Regions from separate parts of the Homo sapiens genome. Here region 2 is linked to region 1. A link is a loop called in an ENCODE intact Hi-C map of the cell type or tissue named here. Cell type or tissue: B cell. All regions are shown on one strand. Links, peaks and the distances in the headings refer to the core of each region. The heading gives the core; the rest is flanking DNA. Region 1 has its middle 120 kb from the start of FRY-AS1. Region 2 has its middle 67 kb from the start of FRY-AS1.

Region 1 (12,290 bases), core at 1,780-9,779:
CCATGGTGCTAAAAAACAGTAGAGTCAGAGTCAGAGAGTCTGGCTTTGAATTCCAGCACTGTTCATAATCATGGGCCTCAGGCACACCGTCCAGCTTCCCTGAGCCTCAGTGTTCACATCTGTGGAATGAGCGTGATGGCCACCTCCCAAAGCGGATTTCAGTGTTCACTGAAACCATATGTATTAAAATATTTTGTAAATTGTAAAGCTTCATGTAAATGTGAGGTTTCATTATTTTTTTTTTGTTGGAATCTTCAATTGCCTCAAGGCCTAAGAATATCAGTTACATGGAATTCCTGGTAGCATTACACAATGTCAGCTGAGGGCCAGGTGTGGTGACTGTAGTTCCAGCTGCTCGGGAGGCTGAGGCCAGAGGATGGCTTGAGCCCAGGAGTTCAAGGTTACAGTGAGCTATGATTGTACCACTGCACTTTAGCATGGGCAGCAGAGCTAGACCCTGACTCAAAAAAAAGAAAAGAAAAGAAAAGAAAATGCCAGCTGAGGAAATGCAGGATACACCTGATTTTACTCTACACTTACTTAATAATGAGATTTTAAAATACTGTGTAAGTAAAGGGTGCTTTTAGAGTAAGCTTTCAAAACAAGTGTGTGTGTGTTTTTAAGGCTTTTCATCCAGAGCAATAAAGAAAAACATTAGAAAGTCTTCTGATTCATTTCTTAGCCAGGTGTCAAGTTTTTTATTATTTGCTCTGAGATGAGCTCTATTAACTAACTTATTTCTCTGTCAAAAACTGAATTCTCATCTCTGTTCTCCTCCTGCTCAAATTTGGCAGCTCTGCATGACTGTCAGTCACGGCGGTTGGGAATGTTGCTCCCCTCCCTCAGCACTGAAAACGGTGAATAGATGTATTATTGCTGCTTGCAAAGTACTAGAATGTAGCTGTCGTGGGAAAATTTAAATGGTCGCAATAGCAATAACAATAACAACGCAGCCTGCCTGTCTTTCTTCTCGTGTTCCGGGGCAGAAAGGGAGCTACCACCAGCTACGCAACTCAGTGGCTACACAAAATGCAAATTTCCCTGGCTTCGAACGTGGAGATTGTCCAATATCTAAAGAAAATTGTCTACATAAAAGAAATAATAAGAATTTTGGGGTGAAACAGTGCCTTTTCCAACGTTAAGTTTCAATTGCAAATCTTCACAAAGTTAATCCTGTTTTCCTGCAGCAACGGGGGAGTAATTTATCATTCAAATCATTGAAACCCAGAGACAATCACCAAACTTTATTTTAGCCAATGGTTTCATGTTTCTTATCAGGAGCAAGTGTTTTCTACAAAGGGTAACAATTAATTGATTTGAATATTTTTGTGCATTGATTGCCCTTGATTTTGAATAATGTGAGAAAAAGTAGGAAAGAAAGCGCAAGGCAAAGAATATTATTCATAAAGCCAAGTTTGAATGTCTGTATCACAACATGTGCTCATAAGGTTAGAAATATTTAAGTGCATGTTTAGGTGGCTTGGTTATAGAAATAAAAAAGACATGAGCTGTAAATAGTGAAAAGATATTTTAGAACTTACGAAAGGGAGATTATGTATGTAAAGTATGTACCGTGGGTATTCATGGTGTTGGACTGAATTTCAGTTGCCCGGCTTCTACGCAGACACCTTCCTCCTTTTAATCTAGTGATATTGTCCATCTCCCTGGTCACCCTTCTCTTCATACCTTACTAAGGCATCTCTGGTAGTAACTAACTCCATTGACCTCCCTACTTTCCCCAGTTGTTCTCTGGGTACCATACACCTGATTTCTTTATACTCCACTGGCTTTTTCTTTCCTATCTTCTCTGATAGCTTCTCCTCCCTTGCCCAACCACTAAATACTGAAAGCCCCAAGACACTGGGTCCCAATACCCCTCCTCTTCATTATATTTGAGGTCATCTCCTCCAATTCCATGTGCTAGTAATACCCAAATCTATATATCTGGCCCTGGCCTCTCCCCAAAATATTCAACTCAAGTCCTAAATGCTTCTGTTTGGACATCTTGGAGACACTGCAGGTTTAACCTGGCCAAAATAAAAGTTGATTCTCTATCACATACCTGTTCCTCCCCCAGGTTTCCCATTTCTGTAGGTAGCACCAACATCCAACATCCAGACAAAAAAACTAAGGCTTATTCTTGATTATTTTCTTATTTTCACACTCTGCATTCAGTCTGTCCTATCAAACCTGTCTCCCAAACAGATCCCAATCTATCTAATCCTTTCCATTTCCATTATCAACACTCCAGTCCTAATCACTGTTTGCTCTCGCCCTTGCCTATTGTAAGAGCCTCCCAGGTTTGTCTCCCTCCTCCTATTCTTGTCTCCCTTCAGTCACTTCTTCACACAGCAATGATCTTTTAAAATAATAATAATAATGTGTCACACTCTCCTCCCCGTTTATAATACCCCTATGGCCTCCTATCTCATTTGCAATGAAATCCAGACTCTGCCTGGTTTATGAAGCCCCTACATCATCTGGACCCTGTCTAGTTCTCCAATATCATTTTGCATCGCTCTTCCCTTTTTACACCCCAACCAAACAGTTTACTTTTTATTTTTGTAACACACCAAGCATGTTCCTACCATAGAGCCTTTGCATGTGTTGTTTCTGGGCTGGATGCTCTTAAACCTAATATGTGCGTGGCTAGATTCTTCTTAACATTCATGTCTCAGCCTCATTCTGTCCTCATAGACGTCTCCCTGACACCCAGCCTATTAGGTTGGTGCAAAAGTAATTGCAGGTTTGCCATTATTTTTGCACCAGCCTAATAAAACAGTGACTCTCTGTCATGTTACTATGCCTTAATTCTCTGTGATGTATTTGTTGTACTATTCGACATTTTCTTATGCATCTATTAATTTTTCCTTTTTAGTTTGTGTGTGCGTGCTCACACATAATCATATTATCAGCTTATGAGAGCAGGGGTCCTGTGGTCTTATTCACCACAATAACCTCAGTGCTTGGAACACTGCACGTAGTAGGTGCTCAAAAAACACATTTTGAACAAATGAATAAACCAATTTAAGCAGCAGGAAAATCTGTTAAATGGGAAATAAGCGACATTTTCTCTTTTATTTTATGGTGAGGTCTTGGCTGATTTAGCCAAATTTCTAAGGACTAACCGAGAAAATAAAACTGAAACACATCATTTGGCCGATTCGTTTCAGTGAAACTCCTTTCTTCTGAATTTGTGATCAAGCCCGCCATAAAGAAGAGACATGATGGCACTGTAAATCTGATAAATTTCTGATGAGATACATGGCAGTTTAATGCAACTTGGTGACATGACCCTTATGCTCTTACCACTGCTGGGTCCTCATTCATGCGATGAGACTGTAGCCCAAACTCTAAGTAGGTTCTGACAAAGATGGAAAGCTTGGAGTACTAAGAACTGCTCCAGTGATACTCCAGTTCTTTTCCCATTCTTTCCTCCTTTTTACTGATGCAAGATAAAATGGGAAGTACAGCAGGACAAGGAGTGCGATTCGTGCTCAGAGTAGCTGTATTATGGGTTCTCACCTGGCTGAAACTCCTATTTGCATGGGATTATCTGACTCTCAGCTAAGATACACTGTTTCCCTAAGGCAATTTCGGAGGCCAAGCCCAAAATTGACACATTTAGAGATTCAGGAGCAAATAACTTTGTATTTATTTGTCAGTGAAGCACTATTTATGGCATTTCAATCACGTGGCAATCTTAAGACTGTAATTATAGAGGTCTAAGAAGAATATAGAACATTTCTTCTGACTTATCCTTTTGAGATTTAGAATTGAAAATAGTTTGATCTCTTTTTTCAGCCCCTCAGAGATAACTTACATGACCTTTAGCCAATTCCCCATTCTTCCTTTCTCATTTCACAATTGCAAATGCTACTGGGTAGTTTTCCTCTGTTTTGAGCCCCACCCTTCCTGTTGCTAAGCAGATGAACTGGATTACATAAATTGTCAATTTCTCAGCTGTGACAATGAAAAAGACAGGACAACAGTAGCCAGAAATGAGGACAGCTGCTTCTAGCACTTGGGATTTGGGGTTAGATGATGAAGAGAGAATCAAAAGGAAATAGGTGAAGTTAGCATAAGTAAAAAGTTAGACACAATTCTATTACTTTAATACAAACTCTGTTAACATTTGGGTATATTTCTTTCAGAGATTGGTACTCATATTAGAGTGGAGTTATTTGGGTTTTTGTTTTTCCTTTATGCCTACTTATAATTTACATGCTCTTATCCTTTGTTTTATAATATTTACAAGTTGCAGTTATTATTTTAATATTTCAGGTTAAGTTGACTTTTCAATATGGAGTCAGTTTTAAGTGTGTGCGTTTTAAAGGGGCATATTTGCATTTCTGACCCACAAAGACTAACATCACTTGTGACAATTAATTTTCACTCATCTAAATTTTGCAATGTTTTTAAACCAAAACAGGTTTAATAATGATAGGTATCCACTAAACATCCAGCTTTTATCACATCACCTGTAGCTTCCCATGGAAATTTTCTACGAAGCAAACATTGGCTAGTATTACAGATATTTCCTTTTCAAGCCCTCATGTTTAATCAACTCCGCTTACCTGTGTGGCTTTAATAAGCGTAATGCCAACTCCAGCTCCCCAGAGTGAGGTAAACAGTATGTATGGGCATAATTAGCAAATCATTTGGTTGTAAGATGTTGTATGATTCACATATTTGGTTTTCTTTAATGAGGCATTCCTCTCCAGACACATTAGTCGTTTCCCAAAATGCTCCTTTGCAAATAGCTATAGAAACAGCAAATGATGAACTAAAAAAGGTGTGCTGCACGTGGGACACCAGAGGGCGCTAGAGTAATGTTATAATGTGCCTCTGCTTTTCTCTTAGCTTTGCTATTAAAAAATTAAAGCTTTTAAAATAATACACTACCTTGTCTTGAAGACATTTATTTGAAGTTATACGATATAGCTTTATGATTTGAGTCAAACATTTATTATTATTTATCATTACAGTCAGCATCTTCTCAAAAGCAGGTCTTTTATTCCCATGCTGAATTTTAGAAAAGAAATTCTAACAATAGTCCTCCTCTTAGACTTTTTTTTTTTAAGGAAAACACATTATTATTCTTAGATTGTGACTTTGTCCTCTCCCAAGAGACAGTCACGTGTGTTAAAATGTTTAGTAGTTCTAGTCTGCTAGAAATGAATAATAGAGGAAGTGAATTATTTCTAAACTTTTAGAACCACAGAATTTGGGCATTTGATCAGTATTTGTCTACTGTTGAATTTAAAATAAAACATATGAATGTATCAGGATAAAGTGGCAGTGCTGCAAAAATTTGAAGTGCTGAAAAAAGTTAGAAAATTAAATTGGCATTTATTAATAATAAGCAACCATTTTAGTGTAGCTAGAAGGTTTATTTTCTAGTGTTAAGCTGTCTTAAAAATCAGAGGTATTTTTGTTCAACATAATTTACTGAAAAGTGTGTATAGAATGCTTAATATGTATGTGCCTAAAATTGCTCTTAGTGACCAAATATTCACATGCTGGGTGTGGTGGCTCATGCCTGTAATCCCAGCACTTCAGGAGGTAAGAGGGTTCCTTGAGGCCAGGAATTCAAGAGCAGCCTAAGCAACATAACAGGACCCTGTCTCCACAAAAATTTTAAAAGCAGCCAGGTGTGGTGGTGTGTGCCTGTAGTCCTAGCTACTTGGGAGGCTAAGGCAGGAGGATTGCCTGAGTTCATGTGTTCAAGGCTATAGTGAGCAGTGATCGTGCCGCTAGACTCCAGCCTGGGTGACAGAGCGAGACCCTGTCTCAAAACAAAAAATCAAACCCCAAAACCACAAAAAATTCACAAGACAACTTACGTAATCTAAGATATAAATCACACATACCAGACATGAAATTTGCAAATGTGTATCAGATAAAATACTATGTGTTTAAAGGATGGGGATGCTATGTGACTGAAGGGTTAGGGGAGACTGGCGAAATGGAAGGAACTAGCTGAGCTTGAAGGATGGGGTAGGATCTAATTCAGCAGAAAACAAATTATAGCAGAATAACCATGGCCAGAAAGGGAGAGATGACACAAATGCATGTGCAGCAATATATCAAGCATCTGCTTTTCATCTTTCCACAGGGAGGTCCCATCTCGCATTGTAAAGGGCATTGTTTTTATGTTATTTCTTTGTCTTTCATGTTGTGGTGTGTATTGGTTTGGGTTTTCTGGTTGTTTTCTTTGTGTTCTTTTACCAGAAAACAAAAACAAAAACAGCCTTTCAGAGGGGAAATCATTCCTCATCCCCAATATGACCAGTATTTGTTCCAGCCTTTCCCAGCTCTGGTCCAGCCAGATGAGAGTGCTGCTGTAATGTCCAGTGCTATGGCTGGGCGGCCTCAGGGAGAGCGAGGGTTCAAGTCCTCAGCCTTCTCACAGCGCTGCATCCAGGTGGATGCCACAGATCTTTCGATGCTGTGCCCTGTACACTGGGAAATTGTCTGTTTCCCTCTAGGGACTGAGGTTCTCAAGGTAGAATCATGGCCTGATTCCACTTTGTAGTCCTAATGCTCAATGCACATTGGGAAGTCAGTAAATATTTCTTTTTTAATGTAATTATCTATTTATTAGTCCAAGATCAGTGTAAATGTATTGTAGAAAATTATAAAATACATATAAGAAAAATACTTTTTGAAAAACATTGTAATCCTACAACAGTTTATTGGTATTACCTTAGTGCCTATCCTTCCAAACACTTTCTGTCCACCTCTATGTTTATCTGTTTTGCTATGTATCTACCTATCTAGGTATTTTTAAACTGAGATTAGACTATACACACTTTTATAGCCAGTGTTTTCTCATTTAATAATCTCCACATTTCCATGTTAGTAAGTATTGATCTTAAATGATCATTCCTATCAACAAACTTGCTGCATAAAAATCCCCCTGGGGAATGCTTGCCAAAATGCAGATTCCTAGGGCCCAGGCTGGATCTGCAGATTCAGAATCTCCAGGGTTATGGCTCTGGAATTTGTATTTTCACAAGCATCTGAATGCTCATATTCCAGTCACTGATCTACACCATCATTTTGGGGAGCCAGAATAGATTTCCACTGTCTAGACAGATATATTGCATTTAACCAATCCCTAGTTCAGTTTTTTCATTATCATGAGGCAGGTCATAAAGATCATTAAGTGATGAGCATCATAAGTTAAGATGGTAGACATTCTAAATCTCTATAAATGTCAACACAGATTTATTTATGGTTAATATAGGAAGTTAAAAATCTATGCCCAGTCTTGACAGATGGAGCTTTTTGGTTATAAGGTGGTTATCCCAAAACCACAAAGCAAAATCATAAAATGAACAGAACTGCAGGGGTGTGTCTTTCTTCCTTCCCTCCTTCCTTCCTCCCTTTCTTTTTTTTTTTCTTTTTCTTTTCAGTTGTGGGCCATGGGAACATAAATCCAGGTGTGGGTAGCCAGATGACTCAAGTCCCCAGATTTGGTGCTCTCTCCTCTGTTTATGTGGACACAGTGACTAGTTTTGCCTCTCTCAATCCTTTTGACCTCTGCTGACAGATTCTTTCTTAATACTGCTGATTTGGTTGTAATGAAACAACCTTGCCCAGCCCACATTATTTCATCTCAATATGCGTTAGCATGACTGCTACAGTTCTCCAAGTTCTGGGCTGCCTCAGGGAAAAAGTCTGCCCATAATTTTTTCATATCTATTTTTTTCCTTTCAATTACATTTTGTAGCTCCCCCAGTTTCATGATGTAATGTTAGTGGAATTAAACTTGATCAGCTTAAAATTAAGTAATTAATTACATGAAGCTTCAATAATAGTTACAAATTGCTCCCTGCCTATCTGGGTGACACCCGGTGACAGTGAATTTCACAGTGCTATGAGGGACAGATGGTGAAGCTCCATTTGGCCTGTCATTTAAAGTATTTAGGTAATTAGGTTAAAAAATGTTTTCAAAGAACTCAGATGGGCCACATGTGTCCAACAGGCTATATATAAATGCCTGGACACCACTTAAGACATAATATTGCTGGATTCTGTTTGGACACAATAGTGCTTAAACATCCATTTATTACTGTCTGTTGAGATCTTGCTTAGTAAGTGCCAGATACTGTGCTAGGCACCAGAGATTCTGTGGTGAATAAGAGAGACATAGTCCCTGTCTTCATGGAATTTACAGTCTAAGGGATCAAAGACAAAAAAAAACAAAAACAAAAAAAAACAGGCAATTCCTCTAAGTACAGTAAGAGAATACATAGGAAAAGCAATTAACCCAGACTCCTAGTGTTAGGAAAGGCTTCTCCTGTGAGTAATGTCCAAAAAGAAATCTAAAGGACAAATAGAAACAGGCCAAGAGAGGGCAGAAGATGTCTAAGGCAGAAGGACCAGCATCTAGAAAAGTCCATGAGCCACCACCATGCCACATTCAAGGTACTGTAAGAAGCTGGCTGAGACTCAGCATGGAGCTGGCTCTGAGCTGAAGCTGGGTGGGCACGCCAGGCCAGGACACCAGGTTCTTGGAAGCCCTGGCAAGGAGTTTGGACTTTATTATAAGGACAAAGCGGCTCCACTGAAAGTTTTTTAAGGAGAAGAGTGTTATATTTATGTTTTTAAAAGATCACTTTTGTCAAAGTAGGAGGAGTGGGTTGAAAAGTTGCAAGATGAGAGGAAAGGAGATCAGACAAACTGTCCTGCAGTCATCCAGCTGAGAGATGCTACTGACCCGTTAGAGAAAGGATTCCTTAATTTTTTTACATTCATCAAGTATAACTATTTAGCTTATTATATTACACAGCTCATAACATTGCACTTGGCTCATACTATTTCTGCCAGAAGCCAGGCGCTTTTCTATGCAGTCTCTGTGTTTTTGGAGCTTACATTTGAGTGAAGAGAGATAGAAAGTAAACACATTTTTAAAATTAATACAATAGCATTTTTCACAACAGCCAATAGGTGGAAACAACCCAAGTGTCCATAACAAGGTAAACAAAATATGGTATACATACAATAGAATGGAATATTATTCAGCCTTAAAAGGAAGGAAGTTCCAGCACATGCTACAACATGGATGAACTCTGAGGACATGATGGTGATGATGTTTGCACAATATGAATGTACTTAATGCCACTTAATAGTACATTTAGTAATGATTAAAATGGTAAATTTTGTTATCTTTATTTCCCACAATTAAAAAAATGTCATCCTTCCCCACAGCCAAACATTCTATGAAGCTGTGGGGCAAAGAAATGCAAAAAGAGTGGCCCAAAACTGTGTTTCAGGTAGATTTTTTTTTCACTAGGAAAAAAAATTAACATGTATTGTGGTAATTTATATGAAGAAATAAACCAGAGGATGCAGTGGAGAGCAATTTGGAGGGGCAGGTGCGGGCTGGGCACTTTCTTTAGGTGGAGTGGTAAGAGAAGCCCTCTCTGAAAAAGTGGCATTTAAGCTGAAACCTGAAAGGAAGGCAACGATGTACAGATCTGGTAAAGGAATATTTTGGGCAGAGAGAACAGCAGGGACCCAGGCCCTAAAGTTGTGATGAGCTTGGCAGAGAAAAAGGCTAAAGGGTAGTGAAGAAGAAGCTAATGGTAGGAAATGAAGTGAGAGAAGAAGGCGGCAAAGAGGTTCTAAAGGCCTAATAGGTCACAGAAAGCAGGTGGGTTTTATTCTCATTGCAGTGGGAGGCACTGGAAGTTTTTAAGCATACCAGTGATAAGATCAGATTTTTTAAACAAAAAGATCACCCTGCTGTGAGGCGATAGGCAGAGGTGGAGGTGGGAGGCCTTGGAGGCTGTCAGAGTGAGAGATGAAGGGGAGATACAGAAAGGATAATGCATTTGAGAGCTACTTAGCGGGCAGATTCCGCAGGACTCAGTGTTGATTGACTGTTGAAAGTAAAATACATGATTCCCCTGTGTCTAGCCTGGGCTTCTGGATGAACACTGGTGCCACCCTGGTGGTCTAGTTGGTAGAATCCTGTGTTCACACTGTTGAGGCCTGGTTCAGTTTCTTATGAGAAAAGCAGTATTTGGAAGGAAATGTGTAGTAACAGGTTAGAGCATTGGACTCCGGGTCAGAGAAGCCTGGGTATGAGTGAGCACCACTTCCTAACTTTGGGAAGGATATTTCATCTCTTTTATTTTCTAGTCTCTGAAGTGAGGCTAATAATACGAACTCTGGGTGTAATGGGCTCCCTAAAAATGATTGATGCCCTTTCCCCCTGTGAGCCTCCCTCACCAGCTTCACCAAAGGAAAACCATGAGCTCAAAAGCAAGCAATACAAAATCTTGCCCGAAGGATCCGTCAGGCAGATCTCTGAAGGCACCCCAATGCATGCACTTTCCTAAAGAAGCTGAAAAAGAAGAAAGTACTGACTTGCTCCTTGCCGCTAAGCCCTAGGGAAGCTGTGCATCTAAACTGCCAGACACAATCAACCGCAAGCATCTAAAGCCTTCTGGCAACAACAACAACAAAAGTTTTAAGTAATGGGGGAAAATAGAGATCTCATTCACAATAACAAAAGCTAAATGGTATCTAGGAATAAATCGAAAAGATATTCAAGTCCTTATTGAGAAAATTATAAAATATTACTGAAGAACATAAACTAAGATGCAAATAAAAAGAGAGATACACCACTCTCAGAAAGATTCAATAGCGATGTCAGTTTTTACCAAATTGATTTTAAAACTCAATAAAATTCCAATCAAACTCCAAGTAGGTTTTGTGTGGGTGTGTGAGAGTGTGGAATTTTACAAGCTGATCCTAAAATTTGTACGGAAAGCATGAAAAAGAAATACTTAAAACGTGTGTGGAGACCTATCTGGAGAAGCTTACTCTATATCAAAATGTATTTTAAAGCCATAATAATTGAGTCAGAGTAGTGTTGGTGCAGAGATAGAAACATAGACCAAACAAAATAGAAAGCACAGAATGTATTCATGCATATACAGAAACCTGATACATGCTACTTGGTACTGACATTGCAGGTCAAGTAGGGGAAATGATTGATAATCAGTAATGGTGCTGGGATATTTGGTTTTCTATATGAAAAAATATGTGTGTGTGTGTGTGTGTGTGTGTATTTTTTAACCTCATACCACATACAAAAATACATTCCACAGGGCTTAAAAAGCTAAATGGTGTTGATAAAAAAGCCGAACTCTGTAAAATATTTAAAGAGGTTTATTCTGAGCTAATATGAGTGACCATGGCCCAGGGAACAGTTTCAGGAGGTCCTGAGAAATTGAGACCAAAGTGTTCAGGTTAGTTTGGTTTTGTACATTTTAGGGATACTGAAGTTACAGGCAAAGACATAAATCAATACACGTAAGGTGTATGTTGGTTCGGTCCAGAAAGTTGGGGTGGGTACAGGTCACAGGTGAATTCAAAGATTTTCTGATTGGCTATTGGTTGAAAATGTTAAGGATTGAGGTAAAGGCATAAAGTCAGTAGAAAGAAATGCTGGAGTTAAGATAAGAGGGGTTGTGGAAGCCAGGGTTCTTGCTGTGTAGATGAAGACTCGAGGTAGCAGGCTTCAGGGAGAATAGATGGTAAATGTCTTTTTTTCAGACTTTAACAGGTGTCAGACTTTTGGTTAATCTCTCCTAGATCCATGAAAGGCATAGCTACATTAATGGAAATTCTCTACAGATGCAAAATTTCCCCCAAAAAGGATGACTTTGCAGGACCATTTTAAAATATAGCAAAGACATATGTTTTGTGGTAAAATATTTTTATTTCCTTGAGGGTCTGCTATCTGTCCTGTGATGCTATACTAGAGTCAGGTTGGAATTTGGTATCTTATTGCCAAAGAGTCTATTTCGTCAGTCTTATAATCTCTATTTTAATGTTAGTGCTGGTCAGTTGTGCCTACACTCCAAAAGAAGGAGGGTATAAGAAGGCATGTCCTGGCCCCCTTCCCATCAGGGCTAGGAATTCAGTTGTTTAGGTTTCCCTTTCCCCAGAGGGGGTGTGTTAAGTCAGGGGGCTTTGGATTTTATTTTTGGTTTGCAGTGGGAACAACAAAAGCATAAGAAAAATATCTTCAAAATCTCATGGGAGGATTTATCAGGATACAGACAGCACAATCACAATTGACAAGTCTGACTACATAAAATTAAGAGTGTCTGTTCAAAATGAAATGTTAAGCAACATAATGGGAGAAGATATTTGCATTGTGTATAATTTATAAATAATTAGGATCTAGAATATATTTTAAATCTATAAGATATAGAAACAGCCTAATACAAAATTAGGCAAAGAACATGAATGTAAAATACACA
Region 2 (12,290 bases), core at 2,290-10,289, 54 kb after region 1:
CCGAACTGGAATGTTTATGAACCCCTAATCTCTTGTACTCTGCAATTCTAACCTCAGTGTGCCACATTGCTGCATGTTACTCATTGCTGAATGGAGTGGCACATAACATCTATTTAAATGCTGCATAATAGAACTATGGTATCGTTTAGGACTTTATATAAAAGTTATAACATTTGAAATGCCATGAATTTCATCCCAGTGGCAACATTTCTGTAGTCAGCTTTTAAGGAATATGATTAGATGAGATGTATACTCCACTTTTAAAATATTTTAATTATCAGAATTATAGAATTACATGTTTTTTTTTTAAGTCACATAGATTCTTCAAGCTTGGATCTTACCAAGCCTGGACATCAATGAGCTATTTCAGTTTGTTGTTGTTGTTGTTTTAATCAATGATAGGGCATCTTGGAAAGCCTATGGCATTTCCTCAAAAGTTTCCTTCTTATTTTCCCTCCTAATTATTAATCTTACATAAGATGTGCCAAGATTGATTCTTGGGGATTTACTATTTTTTGTTTATAGATCAAGCTTCAAAAAGTGCATGGTGGTTATGCTGTTGAAGAACTTAGACAAGAAAATAACTCACTTGGCAGTGAGCACAGTGGAGAATCAAAGAATCAATGAATTGTGGATCTGAAAGAAATAGAGAACATCAAATTCAGTGCACTCATTTTACAGATGAAAAACTGTAGACCTACAAAGACAGTTGACATGGAGGGTCTTCTGATTCCCGTAATGTTCTATAGCATCATCCTTCATGAGATCATCACAGAAACCTAGTTTAAGAACCTCTGGGTCATTTTTGTATGCATGAAAAGTGAGAAGAAAATGATACCCACACCTTCCTGTGGGTCCAGAGGCCAGCAATCCATGCATCAACCTGTGTTTATTAAATACCCACATGCCCTCTGCTGTGCACCAGATATTGGTGGGCAGGGCTGGTGTGTGAATTAAAAAATACACGTCAGTCAGACTTGGTGAGACACTTACTCACAGGTGAGCCTTAGCCTAGTGCACAGCATCAAGACCTCAACTGGTTTTATTTTGCAGTCCATCCTTAAGAGAGAAAAAGTCTTTCTTTGATGAAAATAGCCATTAGGTGCAAAAGAGGAGATTTTAGTTCAAGGTATTATAGCTCTAGCTGAAGGAAACACACAGGAAATGTGATTCTCCTCAGAGATGTGATCCAGGAGAAAACCAGGATCCTAAACATTCCTTTTTGAGGAATATGTCTCAGGAAATATTCCTTTTGAAAGGTAAGGGTCTACCAAATGGTCACCATCCTCACAGACAGATTTGTTACAACTCCCATTTCACAATGAGGAAACTGAGGCGTATGGAAAACAATCTGTTAAAAGTTAAGAGAACAAATTTGAAACTGGGTGAAAAATTGCAACTTCTTAGCTTTAAGTTCTCCTTTACCAAATATTCTCTGAAGTTTATTCCATTCTCATGTTAAAAAAAATTGTAACCAAAAGCAGCATTACTACTATGTATCTTAGTAGTTGAACAATAAAGTGCATCATTTTTCCCACACAGATAATAACCAAATTCTTATTTAAAAATCAATTAAGAAACCTCTAATTAAAGGGGCAGTGAATGGAAACAGTAGACTTGGCCTAAATATGCTTGTGGAGCAGCTGGGGGCCTGCATCTGTCATGGGTAAAATACTTTACTCATTTGTGGGAAGTGGGTCCCCTTTTGTAGGTTGTCAGGGCTCAATTTAGTCCCTGAAAAAGATGTCACCCTATTATTTTATGTGGTCCTCAGCTTAAAAAGGTGTCTAACTGTAAGTACTACACCTCTAAAGAGAGATGTTAGAAATAATCACTGCCTTGGAAAAAAGATTCTAATAAAGCAAATTTTAAAAACAAATACAAAGCCAAATTTCTCCTAAGCACAAGAGTTTGAATATGTAGAAGGTCATTTTATTTGTTTTTTGTTTGTTTTGTTGAGTAGTAGAAGGAAAAGATCATATGACTTCATATAACCCACATGGCATCTGGGAGCACTTTGCTCTTAAAATTTAAGTAGATTGGTCAAGCTTCCATTCCATACATAGTCTCAGGCTCAATCCAAAGATTTTTATAACTTTTCAGGGACATGGGTCCTTGTGCTTAAGTTTCTGCTCCTGTGAATGTTTTGTTTGTTTGTTTTTCCTTTTTTGGTCGTTTATGATTTTTTTTCCCGGATATTGTCTCTATTCTGTACTGTGTGTGGGTTCAGAAATGAAGTTCACCTTCTTGCCTTGATTTCTGCAAATAAAAACTCAACCCAATCATAAAAGCCTCTGTATGTGTAGTGGATTCTACTGGATGTCTGGAGAGACAAAAAGAATTCCAGAAGTAGATATTCATTCAGCACAAACAACTTTGATTTAACAGCAGAGGGCCCTATTCTTGAAAAGCCCTCTCAACCACCCTCCCCTTCAAGATTTCTTAAAGCGTGTTCTACCAGTATTCAACCTCTGGCCATCAAGATGGCTCTTTTTTCCTTCTCTTCCATCTTTCCTTTCAAATTTCTTTTTACCGTAATGTCCCCAGAATTTTATTTTCTTCTTCCTCGATCATATAGAGCATATCTGCTCTTTCCAGCCTTACTCCCAAGCCCTTCTTCAGACCTATCATTGCACATCTGAAACCAATCAAGGTACCCCTCATAAACCAAAGGACCACCTGAGACTGCTCCCTTTCAGCCCATGGTTATCATAAGGGTCCATGAGAACCATCTGCAAATCTTGTTAAAATTTCAGATGCTGGTTTATCAGGTTTGGGGTTGGCTGAGGAATATGTATTTTTAATAGTCATGATTTGATTCTGTTAGAGGGATCTTCAGCTTATTCTTTGAGAAACTCTGTAGTCTAACAAGACTCATCCTCTGCAGAAGGCAGTTGGAGTCCAGAGAGCATTTTTTTTCTCTTTTGCATATACGGTAAACCTTAGTCCAAACAGAGCCCTGGAAAATATGCATGGTGATTGGAGTTAAACATCCCTGCATCATCCTGTTGCTCAGACTATCTTGCTTACCAAAGACCATGCTCTTTTTAGAAGCTCTATCAATTAAAACTTTGGTACACTCATCAGGAAGGGATAAGACTCATATTTCTCCTGTCTTAAGAGGATTTCTCTTGCTATGAAAATGGTTGTATTCACTTGAACAGGCACAGTGACTGGTTTAGTTAAGGGACATAGAAGATAAAACTTGTTTGGGGACAACCCAGGGAACTTAAAGGATCAGTGAGCAAGACTATCTTGTTAGCAGAGTTCCACATTATTTTATATTTTTATTAATTAATAGTTTGTGATAAGTTCATATGTTAATTTGAGTAACAGCATTACTCAATGAGGGTAGCTTTTTTGCAACTCATTTTACATTATAGCTTTGTCCTTTTTGAAAAATAATTTAATTACAAAAAATCAGAAAACTGATTGGAGGGTGATTATCAAGTGTATAAATTATCCATACTATGAATTGATAAATTTCCTTATATAAATGCATTTTAAATTATTCATTTTATAAAAATGAGATGTATGCTTTTCAGGAAGATATCAACTCTTGTGTGAATAAATAAATATCTGTATTATTCCTAAGAAGTTTACTGTCTTTTGGCACGCTTCTGTCATTTTTCTGTCTTAATTATTAGCTCTTTGAATAGAAGAGCTAAGTTTTCTATTTTTTTCCTTTCCTTGACACATGTATCCAGTGATTTCTGCCCACAGTGGGTGCTCAGGAAATGCTGATGCCCTTCATCCCCATAACTATGTTATATTCTCCTCCTTCCATTAATAGTGTGTGAATCTAACTAATAATTTACCCACCTAGTGTGCCCTGGATTCTTCCTTCTAAAGTGGGATAAAAATAATAGCTGATCCCAGGAATGTCTACCATCCTAAAGACTCCTGGAGTCTAGAACTGCATTCCTGAAGTAGTTCTCTCATCCACTGGTAGATTTTCTGTAACAATCTGCCTTTTTTTTTTTTTTTTCTTGATAGTGTCTCTCTCATGTTTAAGCTTTTTTCGGAATCAAGCCCACATTCTTCAGCACGGCATTGAAGACTCAGGAGCCCTCCCAGTCTGGCCCCATGCACAGATGGAAGGCTTTCTTTCCTGGTCCTTATCCTTCTCTGCACAATACTCCAGTCACACCACACCATGGACTGCTCTCTGACCCTCATGGCATTCCAGTGGCGTTATGCTCTCATACAGCCTTCCTCATTTGCCCACCTTGCTTGTCTCTGACTCATATTCTATTCCAAGGCTAAGCTCAAATGTCATCATATCTCTCAAACTGTCCCTCACACTCCCACCCCCACATGATTTAGTTGTATTCTGCCTTTTGTTCCACAGGTCTTTGTACATCATGGTATTATGGTGTTTAAGTCTGTACATATGTATTTGTATTGCCATCCCCAACCCAGGCTCCAAGCCTTCTGAAGGTAGAAAACTGTATCACATAAATGAAGAATGAATGAATGAATGAATGAGTAAATATTTAGCCTATCTGTCTGAACTGCCTGCTCTGTCTTAGCCATTGGAAACATGCTTAGAACTAAATCATTTTCTAAGAAACAATAGTCTTCCTTAGTATTAATTTTATATTATTTTTCTCTCTTCTCTCCAAGCCCTTATCACTTGGATTCTTGCTATTTTACTTTTGCTTTAAGATATCCCTGTTGTCTTATTAACTACTTTGAGTCCTACACAGATTTATGTAAGTGAGAAATATACAATATCCTATGTACCTCACCTGAGCTAAATAAAATCATTTTCCATCAAAGGAAGCATCACTGTTTTCACTTCTCTTTTCCTTACTATATTTTGGATAAAGATGATGTAGGCTTTTCATGCGCCAATCAAGTTGCATAATGTTTTTGAGTCAGTATTATTTACCAATTTATCTTGCTTCTGCATATATTGTTGGCTATGATTATATGACAGTTTCTCTTGTCTAACACACATTTACAAAATCAAAATTTTCTAATTCTCTTTAGTTTTGCTGGTGTCATTATGTATGCCATAGTTGCAAAATTGTGTTTTGTGCAACAATATAGAAGAATAAAATACAAAGGATGAAAAGAGACTCAACAAGGAGAGATAATCTTAAACTTGTCATAAAATAAAAGTGAATTTCCTAAAATTATTAATATGGTGACAAGTATATACAAATTTTGCATTAAATAATTGGGTGTAAATTCTTAACCCTAAGAAAGCTTATTGAACGATGGCTTTTTGATGTATGGAATGGATTGTTTACCAAATGAAGCAACATAACAGATATCTCTGGAATAACCAGCTTTACAGCTGACAGCAAACTCCTTAGGCCAAAGACTTTACATGTTTGGCACATTGTACTTATTGTACATCAGTGCTGTTTAAATATTTAATAGCAGTTGCTCCCATACCTATTCCTGGCTGGTCTAGCCTTCCTGACTTGTCATGTTCGTAATCAAATATGTATTTCTACATTAATCATTTGGGGTGTGGTGCCACTTTTAATCCCAGGTGGGATGATGCCATCTTCTGAAGGCTTGGTTGTGCTCTGGGTGACTAGAATAAAGATAATTAGCTATGAATATCAAACATTACTTTTTCTTTTTCTTATTTAAAAATATGTTCCTTTTTAGAGATAGATTCTTTGCGGAGTGAGTGTATTTTTTTCTAAAGATGAAGTAGTCACTGTTTTTGAAAATACTCTAGGACCTGGGCTTCATCATCCAGGCTTTATAACTAATGACGTGACCTGACCTCTCTGGTCAGTTTGGTTATCTGTAAAGAAATCCTCCTGGGCTAATTGCAAATGTTTCCAGCCCCAGAGTTTTAGTGTTATTGCCTATTTCCAGTTGTAATATTTGTGCTTATTTACTTAGAAGAAATAAATTAGTTTACTTTTAATTTTTACTGGGGAATGTAAAAAAAAAGTGCTCCTACTTAAATGTTTAATCTGTTTTGTGATTTATTTCTTTAAGGGGAATTTACCCAATATTCATTATATAGAAAAAGAGTCATGGCAACATATGAGAACTCCAAAGCATATACATATAGAATAACCTAGCTATTTAATTATGTAAATTTTAAAAGAAAAACAAAATGTAGTGATAGAAAAGAACAAAATCTCTTGGATCTGGAGAACAAAAGACTACTAATTGTGTGAACTGTGACCCTTGGGTTCTTTATCAATTAAACAGGAATCTTTCTGTTTACCAGAGAACAAGAAATGAGATAAAGACATGAAGATCCATTGTGACTGTGGACACTACGATAGGGGAAAAGTTTCTTTTTAAAAAAATTTTAATTGTTGTGGGTACATAGTATATGTTTATATTTATGGGGTATATGAGATGTTTTGATATGGGCATACAATGTGTAATAATCACATCAGGGTAAATGAGGTATCTTTCACCTCAAACATTTATCCTTTGTGTTATAAACAATCCAGTTATACTCTTTTAGTTATTTTTAAACACACAATTGAATTACTATTGACTGTAGTCACACTGTCATGCTATCAAATACTAGATATTTTTGTGTAAAGATAGTGCTAACAGACTGATGCTTTGTTTTCTGGCAAGGGGAGTGCCTTCATCTTCATCCACTCACACTTTCTCTCCTGACCTCTCTTCTGACTTTTGCCACAATTTCCTTATGTCTGGCCACATTTGGAGTTACCATTTTTGCTCATGCAAAACAATATTTGTTGTTGTTACAACAACACTAATCAGCCCACAGAAGGATTTAATCGTTATTTGTTTTCATTAATAGCTTCTTCCAGACACCCAGGTGTATCTGCCAAAAGTGAAGTAGTAAAGGCCCCATGAAAATGCTATACAAACCCTTTTAATTTTACTGACTTTGACTTCCTTTCTTATCGGGGAATTCCCAGTCTCCGAAGTTTTGTTTATGCATGCTGCAGTTTCCAAGGGTGACTGCAGTGAACTGGAAAAGTTCTATTTGAAGCCACTTTCACTTGTATGAGGTTAAACAGTCATTCAGAGAAGTGAAGCCCAGTTAGGTTTTTCTGCAGGAGCACCTGAAGGTTCTGCTTACACTAAATCTTTGGAGTTAGGTAGCCTTCAACACCTAACAGCAACTACTGTGCTTCCCATTACAATTATTTATGCCTATGTTACTTTCACATTTAAATTATTAGTATTATATATCAATGTGTAGATACAATAGGGATAATACCCAGAAACATATAAGCCATGTGCACAATTTTTCTTTTTCTTTTTTTTAGAGACAGGGTCTCGCTCTGTCACCTAGGCTAGGGTACAGTGGCACAATTGTAGCTTACTGCAGCCACAAGCTCCTGGGCTCAAGTGATCCACCCACCTCAGCCTCCTGAGTAGCTGGGACTACAGCTGTGCACTACCACGCTGGTTTTTTTTTTTTTTTTTCTGTAGAGATGGGGTCTCACTATGTTGCCTGGGCTGGTCTTGACTCCTGGCTTCAGGTGATCCTCCCACCTTGGTTCCACAAAGTGCTAGAATTATAGGCATAAACCACTATGCCCAGCCCATGGATGCTATTTTTAAATGTGATGTTTTATTTATCTCTCTAAATATCTTTAAAAATGAATACTTCTTCCAAGGAGTCCCTGAATACTAATTTTGACCTTTCCATCATCGACTAAGATCATCTTTCCTTATCTAATCTTCATTTTTGTGTTAGTAATACTTGTAATTTTTATTGTCCTGATCTTTGCTCCACATTTTTCTCCTCATGACTGTAATTCATAGAATCATGCAATAAATCATTTATTCATTCTGCAAACACTTTTTGAGTACCTATTACCTGCCAAGCACTGGTCTAGATCTGGCTCATAAGTATTGAAGTCTCCTGCTATTGTTATAGAGCTAACTGTTTTTTCCTTCAGTTCCATCAGTGTTTGCTTCATATTTTTTGGAGCTCTGTTATTTGGTACATATATGTTTATATTTTTGGGGGGGGTGTGGTGTGGATTGATCCTTTTATATTTTGGGATGTCCTTTTTTGTCTCTTATAACACTTTTTGATTTAAAGTCTTTTTTTGTCTAGTACTAATATAGCCACCACTGCTCTCTTTTTGAAGCTATTTGCAGAGAGTAGCTATTCTCATTCTTTCACATTCAACCTGTGTGTCCCTCCTAGATCTAAGATGAGTCTCAGCATATAGTTGGATTCAGTTTTTTATAAATCCATTAAGCTAATCTATGTCTCTTAATTAGGGAGTTTAATTTATTTAAAATTAAAGCAATTGCTGATAAAGACTTGCTATTGCCATTTTGTTATTTGTGTTTTGTAAACCTTATAGCTATTTGTCCCTCATTCCCTTTTGCCTTTCTTCTTTTGTGTTTACTTGATTTTTTTTGTAGTGACATGTTTTGATTGCCTTCTCATTTTCTTATTGTATATTCTATTTTCCTAGTGGTCACCACGGGGATTACAGTTGTTATTTCATCAAATAAGCTCTCTGTCTTTTTCTCTATCTGTTCTCCTTCTGGAACTCTCATAATGCCTATATTAGTCCACTTGATGGTGTCCCATAAATTCCTCTGTTTCTGTTTATTTTTCTTCACTCCTTTTTCTTTTCTTAATCAGATAATAATTTCAAATAAGCTATCATCAGGTTTACTCATTCTTCTGCATGTTCAAACCTGCCGTTGAACCCCTCTAGCAATAATTTTTCCTTTTTTTTTTTTTTTTTTTGAGACGGAGTCTTTCCCTGTCACCCAGGCTAGAGTGCAATGGCGCGATCTTGGCTCACTGCAACCTCCACCTCCCAGGTTCAAGTGATTCTTCTGCCTCAGCCTCCCAAGTAGCTGGGATTACAGGCATGCACCACCACGCCCAGCTAATTTTTTTTTTGTATCTTTAGTAGAGATGGGATTTCACCATGTTGGCCACACTGGTCTCAAACTCATGACCTTGTGATCCACCCGCCTCAGCCTCCCAAAGTGCTGGGATTACAGGCATGAGCCACTGCACCCAGCCTCTACCAAGTTTTTCATCTCAGTTATTGTGTTTTTCAACTCTACAATTTTTGTTTGGTCCTTTTAAAAACTTTGTTGACGGTCTCATTTTGTTCATGCATCGTTTTCTTGATTTTATTTAGTTGCTTGTCTGTGCTCTTCTTTAGCTCATTGAGCATATTTAAGACAGTTGTTTTAAAGTTTTTGTTAAATCCAAGGCCTGTGTTTCCTTTAGAGTCAGTTTCTTGAGATTTAGTTTGTTCCATTGAGTGGACCATGTTTCCCTCTTTTTTGTATGCCTTGTGACCTTTTGTTGAAAATTAGGCATTTGAAAGAACAGCCTCCTCTCCCAGTCTTTGCAGACTGGCTCTATGCAAGGGAAGACCTCCAATAATCAGCTTCTCATGATATCTCAAGGTCCTTTCAGATTTTTTCTGGAAATGTCTCTTCCAAGGGCCGGCACATGTGCTTTCCCCTCCAGTTTCCCTCTATACACAGATGCTTTAAATGCTGTAATTTCTCTAAGAGTCTCACTCTGCTTCTTCTCAGGGCCTTAGATGTTATATTGTATTCCTCTGCCCATAATATTTTGCCCACAGGTGCAATCTCCTTGCAGCTCAAAACCCAGTACTCCTGCCACTACTTTCAGCAGCCTTCAATTGATATTTAAGTTATGCTACTACTCCCTTCAGTGCTCCTAGTCAGGTCAAACAGAAACCAGTCCCTTGGACAGCTGCCAGACAAGCCATAAGATTGCAAGCAAGTTCCACTCTTTTTCTTCTTCCCTGAGAGAGGAAGTGGGACTGGGTGGTATACCGTGCTATGTTGGGGAGTAAGGTGACAAAACGTCCTGTTGTCAAAACAATGGGACTCAAAAGTTTGGTGTTCTTTTGTTTTTTTAGGTACTCACTTGGTTGCTGCAGCTTCTTAACTGGTTTCTAGAGTTCCTACAAGGCTACGTTGGTCCCTGGGTTTCTCTTTATATAGTGTTTCTATAGGGAAATGAGGGCCTATAGCTTCTAGTCTGCTATCTTGCTGATATTACCCTTGCTCATAAGTAACTCATAAATCAGGGATAAAGAAAGATATATAATGAGAATGACATAAACAGTTTTGTGTTTAGAATAAAATAACTCTTAAGACTAAATACTCTTGTACAAAAAGAATAATAAACTTCAGAACCAAAGAAACCATTAGAAACTCCTCACATATTAGATTAGGCGAGAAATGGTAAAGGCTTAAACTAAGACAGTAGTACATACTCAATAAATACTCAGAAGGTGCAATTCAAAGATTCAGTAGTCTATTGGAAGCATTGGCCAGGGATGTGAAGATGGAAGAGATATGGAATAAAGAAATAGACGAATAGGTTCCATTAACTCTGTGATTTTAGATAAGTTACTTAGCCTTTGTGAACTTCAGTTTCATCATCTATAAAATAGGATGGTTGTGAAGGCTAAAAGGATAACACATTTAAGTGCCTAGTAGATAGTAGGTAACTAATAAATGCTAATTTCTTTTTTTAAATATATCTACCTCTGACCAACGTATCTAGATTATGCAGTTTATTGGATGATCATGCTACTCACTGAAATGAAGAATAGGGAAAGCACAAAACAATCTTTTAAATCTTTGGGTTTTTTTTTTAACTCCTGTGCTTCAGTAATAATACACATTAGACAGGTTCTATATAAGGAGCTGTTTGCATTTTTGTTTATCTCTCTCAAACCAACTGTCCCAAGCATCTTAAAATTATTATCTGATTCCCAGAACATTCCCCTTAAATTGGGCAGTGTGCAAGGTCACTTTTTGCACTCTGGTTGGCTCCAGGCTATTCAATAAATTTGGAGTAAAGTGATAAAAATAATTTCAGTCTCCTAGCTCTCAAGCCAATGTTTTGTTATCAACTCTGAGACCTTTTAAGAATTCTGTGAGAATCTTCTCCAAATGGCTCTAATTTGACAGATTTACAGCCATGTAAATATATATGTGCATTCATGATGACAGTTTAAATGTTGTAAGTAGAGTTTATGAAAGGAAAATTGAAAAAGGAATTTCAAATAGCCCCCTTTTCCCCATTAAGGCACTGACCGTTTTATAAAATCATGCTTGCATAGGCTAAGATTCACACTGCTATCAATACTAGGGAATGTAAGTTTTCGTGCAACTGCTGTTTCATATGGACTGTATATCTAACTTAACAAATCATAATGTAGGTTTTAAAGAATGAAACGAGCAATTTTAAAACCTATTCTAGTAACATTATTTTTAGAATAATCAGGATAATTTAACTCTTAATAAATAATGCAAGAGTTATGATCTATGCATCAAATTTTAAAAGATCGTAATTATGTATGCAGATATTCCATTCTGATAGGATAAAAATCTATTGGTTTATAAAATGTGAAAGCTCAGAATTTGGGATAATTCAGGCCTCCAGCCAGGGAGTGATGTGAGCAGTTAGTACAAGCATACCCTGGGCTCTTTCCTCTATGTCACACCCCACCCTCCCACACCACCAAGAAATGGAATTTTCCACAGTGGTGTATTTGATTTGTTATATGTTTTGAATTATTTTCAAGAAGAACAGAAGCTATAAAAATTTCAAGTAGAATCATCTAGTTTTTTTCTCCTCATCCTTTTGCTGTGATACATATCCTGAGTCTTATTTCTTATCTTGTGAACTAGCCAAATATGTCAGCAAAATGTCACCTCCTATAGAGAAAGTAACAAAGACATATTTTTTGGTACAATAAAAATGACAAAATACAAATGGAATTCTTATTATAATTCATTCTTACTCACATGGAGATATTTTTGTTCGGCAAAGTCCTGATAGCTAGAAGACACAGCTGTTCACTGGGTGATGCTTCAATCTATTTTAACATGTGATATTGTATTATTCAGAGATTTGACTCGAGAACAGCATAGGACTGCATTTCTAAGAGATGACACATGGACATGCACAGACACAGATAATAATTTTGCCTTGTAAAGCCTCATCTCATAAAAGGCCTGGCTCAGATGATAAGATTGCTCATGAAGTCCTGATGTAATTGACACAGGTGCCATCTAGGTGATCGCTGACTTCCCAGACTCATGGGCTTCACCACCTTCGGGTGCCTTTCCCCACTCGGTGCAGTCCTTCCTCCTTCCCTGTTCCACCAATGCCTTCCTTGTCCTAATTAACTCCAAGACTCTTTCCGAACATGGCTTAGGTGTGAGCCCTTCTGGGAAGATGCCTTGGGATCCAAGCTGAGTTAAGTCTCCTTCAAAGTACTCCCTAGCATCCTCTGCCAACCTTGGTTCTAAGGTTCATTCTCATCTTCGTTCTAGTC

The links. Peaks named below come from ENCODE experiments on the same cell type or tissue, not always from the same donor. Only the 100,000 strongest peaks of a DNase experiment are listed, where the experiment ranks them.
Region 2: it touches region 1 in a loop (2.0-fold over the local background); 8 of 110 quality-filtered maps call a loop at or near these places.

Annotation. Positions count from the first base shown.
Region 1 is chr13:31,905,271-31,917,560 of GRCh38, forward strand. It overlaps the pseudogene EEF1DP3. Among named protein-coding and RNA genes, the nearest start is that of FRY-AS1, 120 kb to the right of the region's middle. In B cell, for the core only: CTCF peaks have their summits at 4,828 (motif pointing right) and 5,027; a DNase peak (open chromatin) is centred at 4,821; H3K27ac peaks cover 438 bases.
Region 2 is chr13:31,958,958-31,971,247 of GRCh38, forward strand. It overlaps the pseudogene EEF1DP3. Among named protein-coding and RNA genes, the nearest start is that of FRY-AS1, 67 kb to the right of the region's middle. RefSeq lists an enhancer at 6,748-6,857. In B cell, for the core only: no CTCF peak of the experiment used is centred there; a DNase peak (open chromatin) is centred at 6,904; H3K4me3 peaks cover 441 bases; H3K27ac peaks cover 2,808 bases.